Linked DNA regions of Homo sapiens: region 2 is linked to region 1. Evidence: chromatin contacts called from ENCODE Hi-C or POLR2A ChIA-PET data. All regions are on one chromosome and are shown on one strand. The core of a region is the stretch at or near the end of the contact, and the rest is flanking DNA. Distances in the headings are between cores, read along the strand shown. Region 1 overlaps CACNA1A (calcium voltage-gated channel subunit alpha1 A). Region 2 overlaps NFIX (nuclear factor I X).

Evidence for each region. A loop is a pair of places that touch in the nucleus more often than their neighbours do. ChIA-PET counts read pairs that join two places held with the same protein, here RNA polymerase II (POLR2A). Pooled maps may share reads with other maps.
Region 2: a pooled map shows a loop between it and region 1 (6-fold over the local background). The contact joins two enhancer-like sites. A Hi-C loop is called at or near these places in 7 of 50 pooled maps. POLR2A ChIA-PET finds 5 or more read pairs at or near these places in 2 of 52 experiments (HepG2 and activated CD4-positive, alpha-beta T cell).

The regions. Positions count from the first base shown.
Region 1 is chr19:13,259,864-13,262,529 of GRCh38, reverse strand. CACNA1A (calcium voltage-gated channel subunit alpha1 A) reads left to right here. Exons shown (of 47, transcript NM_001127222.2): 26 at 920-1,080. Among named protein-coding and RNA genes, the nearest start is that of IER2, 110 kb to the right of the region's middle. RefSeq lists enhancers at 1,155-1,384, 593-1,792. Within about 2 kb of position 1,334, at least 7 of the 41 ENCODE cell types and tissues checked have a DNase peak (open chromatin) inside an H3K27ac peak, as active enhancers do.
Region 2 is chr19:13,058,392-13,063,687 of GRCh38, reverse strand. All of the region lies in intron 2 of NFIX (nuclear factor I X), which reads right to left. Among named protein-coding and RNA genes, the nearest start is that of LYL1, 42 kb to the left of the region's middle. RefSeq lists enhancers at 2,006-2,905, 2,906-3,807. Within about 2 kb of position 2,172, at least 26 of the 41 ENCODE cell types and tissues checked have a DNase peak (open chromatin) inside an H3K27ac peak, as active enhancers do.

The DNA.
Region 1 (2,666 bases), core at 85-2,584:
GCAGTTTTTCTTTAGATGAAGTGTCTTGGGGTTAAGATCCTTTTTCCTAATTCGCATGAAGGCATCATATGGATTTAAAAGGGTATAACCGTGATCTGGGAAGCAGGAACTAGATTTCTTGTTCCATAAAATTTTGACTTTTCATCTACCTATTCTAGGCTCTAGTATCTCCCATTCCAAAATAGCATGAACCAGCATTTCCCAAAAGCCTGTCATTCAAAAACATATATATATATTAAGGGAAATAAAATCCAGTCATTAGAGCACCCACTTTCACTCTATGCTTCACCTGGGGGTCCCCAGTATTATCTCTTATGTAATATGTTTCTTTAAATCAAGTCACACCCGTAATCCCTGCATTTTGAAAGACCAAGGCAGGAGTGTTGCTTGAGCCCAGGAGAATGAGACCAGCCTGGGCAACATAGTTAGACTCTGTCTCTACTAAAAATTAAAGACAGAAAACAGATACTGTTATGGAAATCTAACCAAATATGGCTGCCTGCCTAAGGCTTTGTGCATTGACAACTGCTCTTTCTTGGTTAAAGAGGGAAAATGTCAATGGTAGGTGTTAACATGGTAGCAACTAAGTAAAAATTTCTCCTTCACTCAAAAGGATTGAGAGAGTTGGAAAGGAAGTAACTTTGTTACCTTGTTTTTCTGTGTTGGGCTCCTGTATCACTTAAAAGCATCTCTGGTATCCCATCTGGGAGTTTTAGATCCATAGAATGCCAGGATTGAGTCCAACTCCTCCAACGCTTATTTCTGAAAGCTGGGGGGACCTTACCCTAGTGACTTGACTTATGACCTTGCCTGTAAAATGGGAATGATCATGGCAGTATTTTGGTATGATGGGCCACTGGAGGCAGAAGGTTGGGCAGGTCCCCAGCCCCTCATGCTCTCTGTCAACTCCACCCCACAGGCTGTGTTTGACTGTGTGGTGAACTCACTTAAAAACGTCTTCAACATCCTCATCGTCTACATGCTATTCATGTTCATCTTCGCCGTGGTGGCTGTGCAGCTCTTCAAGGGGAAATTCTTCCACTGCACTGACGAGTCCAAAGAGTTTGAGAAAGATTGTCGGTGGGTCTCCACTTTCCAGCACATTCCCATTGGAACCAGCAGGTGGGCAGGGGGGAAGTGGCTAGAGGCATTGGCCACTTGGGCTCAGAGACTGGAGAAGTGATGAGCCTTGGAAGTGACTCAGTTGCAACCAGCTTGGATCTTGGGTAGAAAGAAAACCGGTTTTAGAATTTGAGTCACCACCCAGAGCCACAGAATGAGTCATAAGCAAATTGATTGACCTTTCAGCCACCGCCTTTGTCATGTGAGGGATATTAATACACATCCACAGTTCCTTACTTGAAATCGTTACAGGCAGATGTGTTTCAAAGTTGAGAATATTTTGAGATTCCCATGTGGGACATGACACCCTCAGCTGGGTCTAAGGCAGCCCTATAATCAAACACAATATTTCTGCCATAAAATGTGTAACTATTTACATCAAATGGGGTAAATAACAAGTATAAAGAGCTTCATGTCCAATCAGATCAGGTTTCATTACCAAATAAGTTAGGTAAGAGGCCAGGTGCAGTGGCTCACACCTGTAATTCCAACACTTTGGGAGGCTGAGGTGGGAGGATCACTTGAGGCCAGGAGTTGGAGACCAGGTTGGGCAACATAATGAGAGCCCATCCTACAAAATAAATTTTAAAAGTTAGCGGGGCATGGTAGCACACACCTGTAGTCCCAGCTACCCGGGAGGCTGAGGCGGGAGGATTGTTTAAACACAGGAGTTCAAGGCTGCAATGCACTATGATGGTACCACTGCACTCCAGCCTGCGTGACAGAGTGAGACCCTGCCTCTCAAAAATATATACATATAGGCCGGGCGCAGTGGCTCATGCTTATAATCTCAGCACTTTAGGAGGCCGAGGCGGGCGGATCATGAGGTCAGGAGATCGAGACCATCCTGGCTAACACGGTGAAACCCTGTCTCTACTAAAAATACAAAAACCTAGCTGGGCATGGTGGCAGACGCCTGTAGTCCCAGCTACTTGGGAGGCTGAGACAGGAGAATGGCGTGAACCCGGGAGGCGGAGCTTGCAGTGAGCCCAGATTGGGCCACTGTACTCCAGTCTGGGCAACAGAGCCAGACTCCATCTCAAACAAACAAACAAACAAACAACAACAACAAAAATATATATATATATATATGTATATATATATATGTACACGCACACACACATATGTATTATATGTGTGTGTGTATATATATGTATGTGTATATATAGTGATATTGTTACCAGTGTAAAGTGGCATTTTGCAACACATGGTAGCCTGTTGTTATCTTGATGGCTATTTATTGAAATTAGGAGGATGCCAGATGTCTGGATAGGAGTCTGGAACTAACCCTTGTTTCCTGCCTTGAAAAGGAGTAGCAACCTCCCTTAGCCTGATGAACCTCTAAATGTCCCCTATGTCTCTCTGCCTCCTCCTAAACTCCCTCCACCCCACCCCCAGCAAGCCTGAGGCTCTCACCCTGAGGACTAGAAGTTATCACGTTGGAAGAGGGTGCTGGACCCTGGGTCAGCTCTCCCACCAGGAGTAAGGTTGTGCCATCACCCATGGATTTATCTCAAAGTAGATGCACACGTCATCCCCTATGA
Region 2 (5,296 bases), core at 923-3,422, 200 kb after region 1:
AAGACAAAACTAAAACTAAAAGATAGAGAGAAAGGGAGAGAGAGGAGGAGCCACAGTAGAGAATCAGGGCCAAAGCAAAGAAAGAAGACTGGGGCAAGAAGAATCAGAGCAGTACAGTACAAGATTCTGAGAGAGGCAGGGAAAGGGGACAAAAACAAAAAAGAGCAGAGAGGAAATTATTCCTTTGGGCGAAGAAAAAAAAAAACAGAAAGAGGAAAACTTTCCTAAAGATACTCAAGAGTGGCTTTGTGTGCACAACTGCTGGGCTGCATGCAGCTGCCAGCATCTGTCTGGTGGGCACTCAGCAGAGTGAGGAACTGGGGAGACCCCAGGACAAGGAGCCCCTACTCACCCACCCCTGAATGCTTCTGGGGAAGGGAGGGAAGGAAGAAGAAAAGGAAAAGGAGAAGGCTCAGAGAAGGAACAACTGGCTAAGAAAAGGAAGGTGGAAGAAGTGAGACCCTATAGAGCAGGAAATTCACTTTAGCCCAGGGCAGGGGAAGGTCCCTAAGCTCTCTGCCTATTTGCCTGAGGAAATCAAAAAGGACAGAGGGTCGGCAGGGATTGGGGAGCATCAGCCTCCCCCACCACCTCTCTCTGCCCCCTGCTCTCTTTCTGGCCTTAAGCAGGGTTCTGCTCCTGCCTCCCTCCACTGTTCCCTTTCCTTGGAAGAATCCATCCAGGAAACCTCAGGGCCTGGGATTAGAACTGTAGAACCCACCGACTTCAATTCACCCTGTGGGGAAGGGGAAGTGGGAGTTAGGCTGAAGCCACCTGCCTCCCCTCCTCAGGTGCTAACTTCCTCAACCCCTGTGAGAGAGCACTCAATACCCCTGTGAGAGAGCACTCAGTACCCAGGCTGGTGACTCCAAAGGGGCCTCCTTCACCCAGAGACTTGCCTTGGTGGAGCAGGGACTGACCCTGGGCTCATGGACAAGCAACAAACACAAATGCCCACCATAATCAGATGTTTAAGTGGGGCCCTTCTCCCACCTGGAGGCTGGAAACTAAACAGCCTTTCCTCCAAATCCCACCTACACAGGGAACCTCTGGCTGGTCCATGGCTGGGGAAGTGGGAGGCTCTAGCTCTGGAAGGCATGAGAGCCCCAGAGACCTGGCCACCAGGCCACTCAGGCCAGGAGGTCCTGACCAGGAACACCCCACTAGACCATCAGCCCCTTGAGGACAAGCCCTCTCTGTTGGTTTTGTTTGCTGCTACATCCCCCACATCTCAAAGCACAGCTGCAGTGGATGATAAGACTCCAAAGAGACCCTTCTAGATCCTTCTTCAAACCATGGCTACACTGACCACCCAGGGAACAGAGGCACCAGCTAGCTGACATCTTCCCCCTCCTGAAGAAAGAATAGCTTTCTTGCAGCCCAACCACCGACACTCATGTCCAGTGAATTAATGTGGAAACCCTGATGCTGCTAATCTTCCTGCAAAGCCGAGCTGGTTCCAGACACAGGACTGAACATACTTGCACCATACTCAAGGGCTGGAATGACCAGAGGAAGGAACTGGAGCCTCACTGAGAACAGCACAGCAGGGGAAGGCAGAGCACTCTCTCGCAGGCCTGCTCTTCTCCTTGCCCTGGAGACCCGAAGGCAGCCACTGTCCAGAGCTGTCCAGAGGAAATACGAGGAATCTGGGCCTTTGACTGCAAATTTCCAGCTTGGAGCCCTAAGAGCCTGGGCAGGGATGGGTTGAATAGGACGGCACCGAGTGCTGCATAGAGCCCTGGGCCTGGAATCAGAAGCCTAGGCTCCAAATCCTAGACTTGCTGCTGTTAGACCTCCAGTGTGTCTCTCCTGCTTCTTGGTGCAACACAACCAAGACCTGCTCAGCAACATGAGATGTGAGTGGGGATTTTTACAGATTTTTTTTTAACATATTTTAACTTTGAGTTTTATATACTATAAAGTACCAAGCTTGCATAAGGACAGCAAAGGCTGCTGAAGGAACAAAGTGACACTGATCCTCCGACTGACAGCTGCCAAATTCCTCATTCATAGCTCCCTGAAGGACCAAAAAGAGGTTTTCCCCAGGCTGCCGAGCAGCACGGCTCAGGGAGCGGCGCGGCTCAGGAAGCGACGCGGTTCAGGGAGCGAAGCGCTGCACTCCTGGACGCCATAGCTAGGTGGCGCAGCGAGTTAACACTAGCTGCCCTCCGAGGGCTGCGGCGGGGCGCGGCCAGCGACCGGCCCAGAGCTCCAGGGGATGTGGTTCCCTCTGCATACCCAGGGGGTCCCAAGAGGAAGGAGAAGAACCCACTCAGGCCCAGGCCACTGGGACCCTGGTTTATGCACCAAGGAAGGAGCTGCCCGTGGCAGCGGCTCCTGTTGCTGTCGCTGCCAAACACATCCCGTGATATGAGGGCCGAGTTTCCCGTTCGCATTGATTAGGAACAGCTTGCGGTGCATGGGCCGGATGGAAAGGGGACTGCGAAATGGGTGGGCGAATAGAAGGCGGGGGACCTGCCAGGTGCATAGCTTGACTGGGGGTTATCCAGTGAGCCCGGTCCCACCCTGTGTGGCTGCCGCTCTGAATCCTGCCTGCTTCTTTCAGAACGGAGCTGCCCTCGATTTGGGGGGGAGGGGGGGGTCTAAGGCCACGTGACTCCCGGAGTATTCCTAACGCACCCAGGATGCCCTCACCTTTTGGCAGTGCAGACTTGTCTCTGCAATTGGTAAACACTTGAAAAGGAAGATCTCTACCCCATCCCCATAAAAAGTGAAAAAATGGAGAATAAAAGTCAGAGATCAGGAACCAGAGACAGAAATGGAGAAAAGTCAGGAAGAAAAAAAAAATCAGCGCCCTCTGCAGTGGCGGCAGCAGCCGGGCGGGCACACCCTCCCGGGCGGGCGTGGAGAAAGGCCCCTTTGTTCCGCTGGGAGGTTAGCCGAGGTGAGGCCGACCCCCCCATCCCCCTGACCCTGGGCAGTGCAGATCGCTTCACAGGGCCCCAGACTGGGCCTGGTTGCTTCCCTGGCCCCGCAATCCTCAGGCCCCAGAGCAAAACAGTCTAGCTGGCTGTGCGAGGGCTGCTCCCTACCCCCCCGCCTTGCCAGGCACCAAGGGTCACACATGTAGGGCTGGACTGGGCTCCTCCAACAGGTCCTTGGACACCCATACTACCAGCCATTAGCAGCTTACCCAGGCTTCTCCTAAGCTATAGGTTTCGGGGTAGATTCTGCACACAGCAGGCGCCCCACAAAGTTGTGGTCAGAGGGTGCAGCACAAGCTGGGAGCTGATGCCCCAGGAGGCAAGGCTGGCTGACCACGCCCCTCCCACCCACAGTGAGGCTCCCGGGCTCTCTCCTTCACCCGTTCCAGATATAGGCCCTTTCCAATGGCCTCAGGCTCTGGGCCAGGAATGGCCCATCCAAGGCTTCCTCAGAGTGGGGGCTGGGCTCTGTACTAGGTCCCTCTGAGAGGTGGGGACTGAGTTCATCCACTCTGTTCTCCAAGGAGCAGCCAGAGTGGAATTACCTGTCCCTAGTAAAGGGGAGCTGAGAACAGGCTTACTCCCACCCCAGAGCCTGCCAAAGCAGAGGCTGAAGTGGAGGGAAGAAATGGAGGCCAAAAGCGTTCCTCTTGGCCGGGTGCGGTGGCTCATGCCTGTAATCTCAGCACTTTGAGAGGCTGAGGCGAGTGGATCGCCTGAGCTCAGGAGTTCGAGACCACCCAGGGCAACAATGGTGAAACCCCGTCTCTACTAAAAATACAAAAAAAATTAACCGGGTGTGGTGGCACATGCCTCTAGTCCCAGCTACTTGGGAGGCTGAGGCAAGAGAATCGCTTGAGCCCCAGAGGCAAAGGCTGCAGTGAGCCGAGATCGCACCACTGCACTCCAGCTTGGGATACAGAGTGAGACTCCGTCTCAAAAAAAAAAAAAAAAAAAAAAAAGAATTCTAATTAAATCAAATTAGAAAAAAAAAAAAAAAGCATCCCTCTTGCCCTGCAGCACACCCCATCTGCTGGCACCACTCCCCCAATCATTATGGCTCCTGGCCACTCCAGTAGGGTTCCCCAAAGTCCTTAGACCAGACTCTCCACCTTTTAAAGCCAGGTGGCTTACACTTGGCCAAGAAGTGTGTCCACTTTCCAACCAGTGGCAAGCAGCCTCCAGCTCCCACTCCAAGAATGGGCAGCAGAAAACCTGGAAGGAGGGATTTGCCTGGACTGTTCTATTCTGACAGTCCCCTGGCCTCACGCTGGGGGTACCTCCTCCTCAGGAGGCCCTAACCTCCCACTAGCTCCCAGAATGCAAGTGGGAGAAGGGAGGAGGAATACACTGGGTGTCCCCAGCCTCCCCAGGCCCTGTGCTGGGGGGCTCTGGCCTAGGAAGTAAAAGGAGAGAGAAGGGGAAGGGGAGAGGCGACAGGCGCAGACCCAGCCACCTGCCCACAGGGAGCAGCAGCGGCTGGAATTACAGGGAGACTGAACCATCAGCCCTTGAAACGGCTGCAAGAGGCTGCAGCTCAGATACACAATGTCCTGCCAAACCCCAGTCCTTTAATTCAATTAAGTATGGGACAGACTTCCCAGATTTGTCTATGTGTGTGAGTGCATGTGAAAATCCCGATGTGCACGAATCCCGGGATCTATGCGCTTGTGTGCACGTGCATGTGGATGTGTGAATCCTAATGGTGGAGGACTAAGATGAGAGGAGGCAAATGAGGATGGGGGATGGGACAAGAGAAAGGTGAGACGGTGGCTCCGGGGAAGAGTGGGGACCTACATCTTCCTGGAGGGACCAACTCCAGACCAGGGTTCTCAACCCCCACACCCTGGGGATTGGGGCTGTTTCATTCACTCAGTCTAGCTCTTTTCTCAGACCTACCCCTCCCCACCTTGCCTGTCTGGCCCCCAGAAGGAGGCTCAGCAATGGTTTCATAAAGCTGGGTACGTTTCATGTGCTCCTGTACTTCTCTCCCTGCAGTATCCGGGCCCTGAGCTTTTTTTCTTTTCTGTTTCTTTTTTGCTTTTTTTGAGACAGGGTCTTGCTCTGTCACCCAGGCTGGAATGCAGTGGTGCCATCATAGCTCACTGCAGCCTCAAACTCCTGGGCTTAAGGACCCTCCTAGCTCTCCTAAAAAATTAGCTGGGGGTGGTAGCATGCAGCTGTGGTCCCAGCTACTTAGCCTCCCAAGTAGCTGGGACCACAGGTGCATGCTACCACCCCTTTTTAACTATTAGAAGAGGCAAGTTCTCCCTATGTTGCCCAGGCTGGTCTCGAACCCCTGGGCTCAAGCGACCCTCTGGTCTGGGCCTCCTAGTGCTGGCATTGAT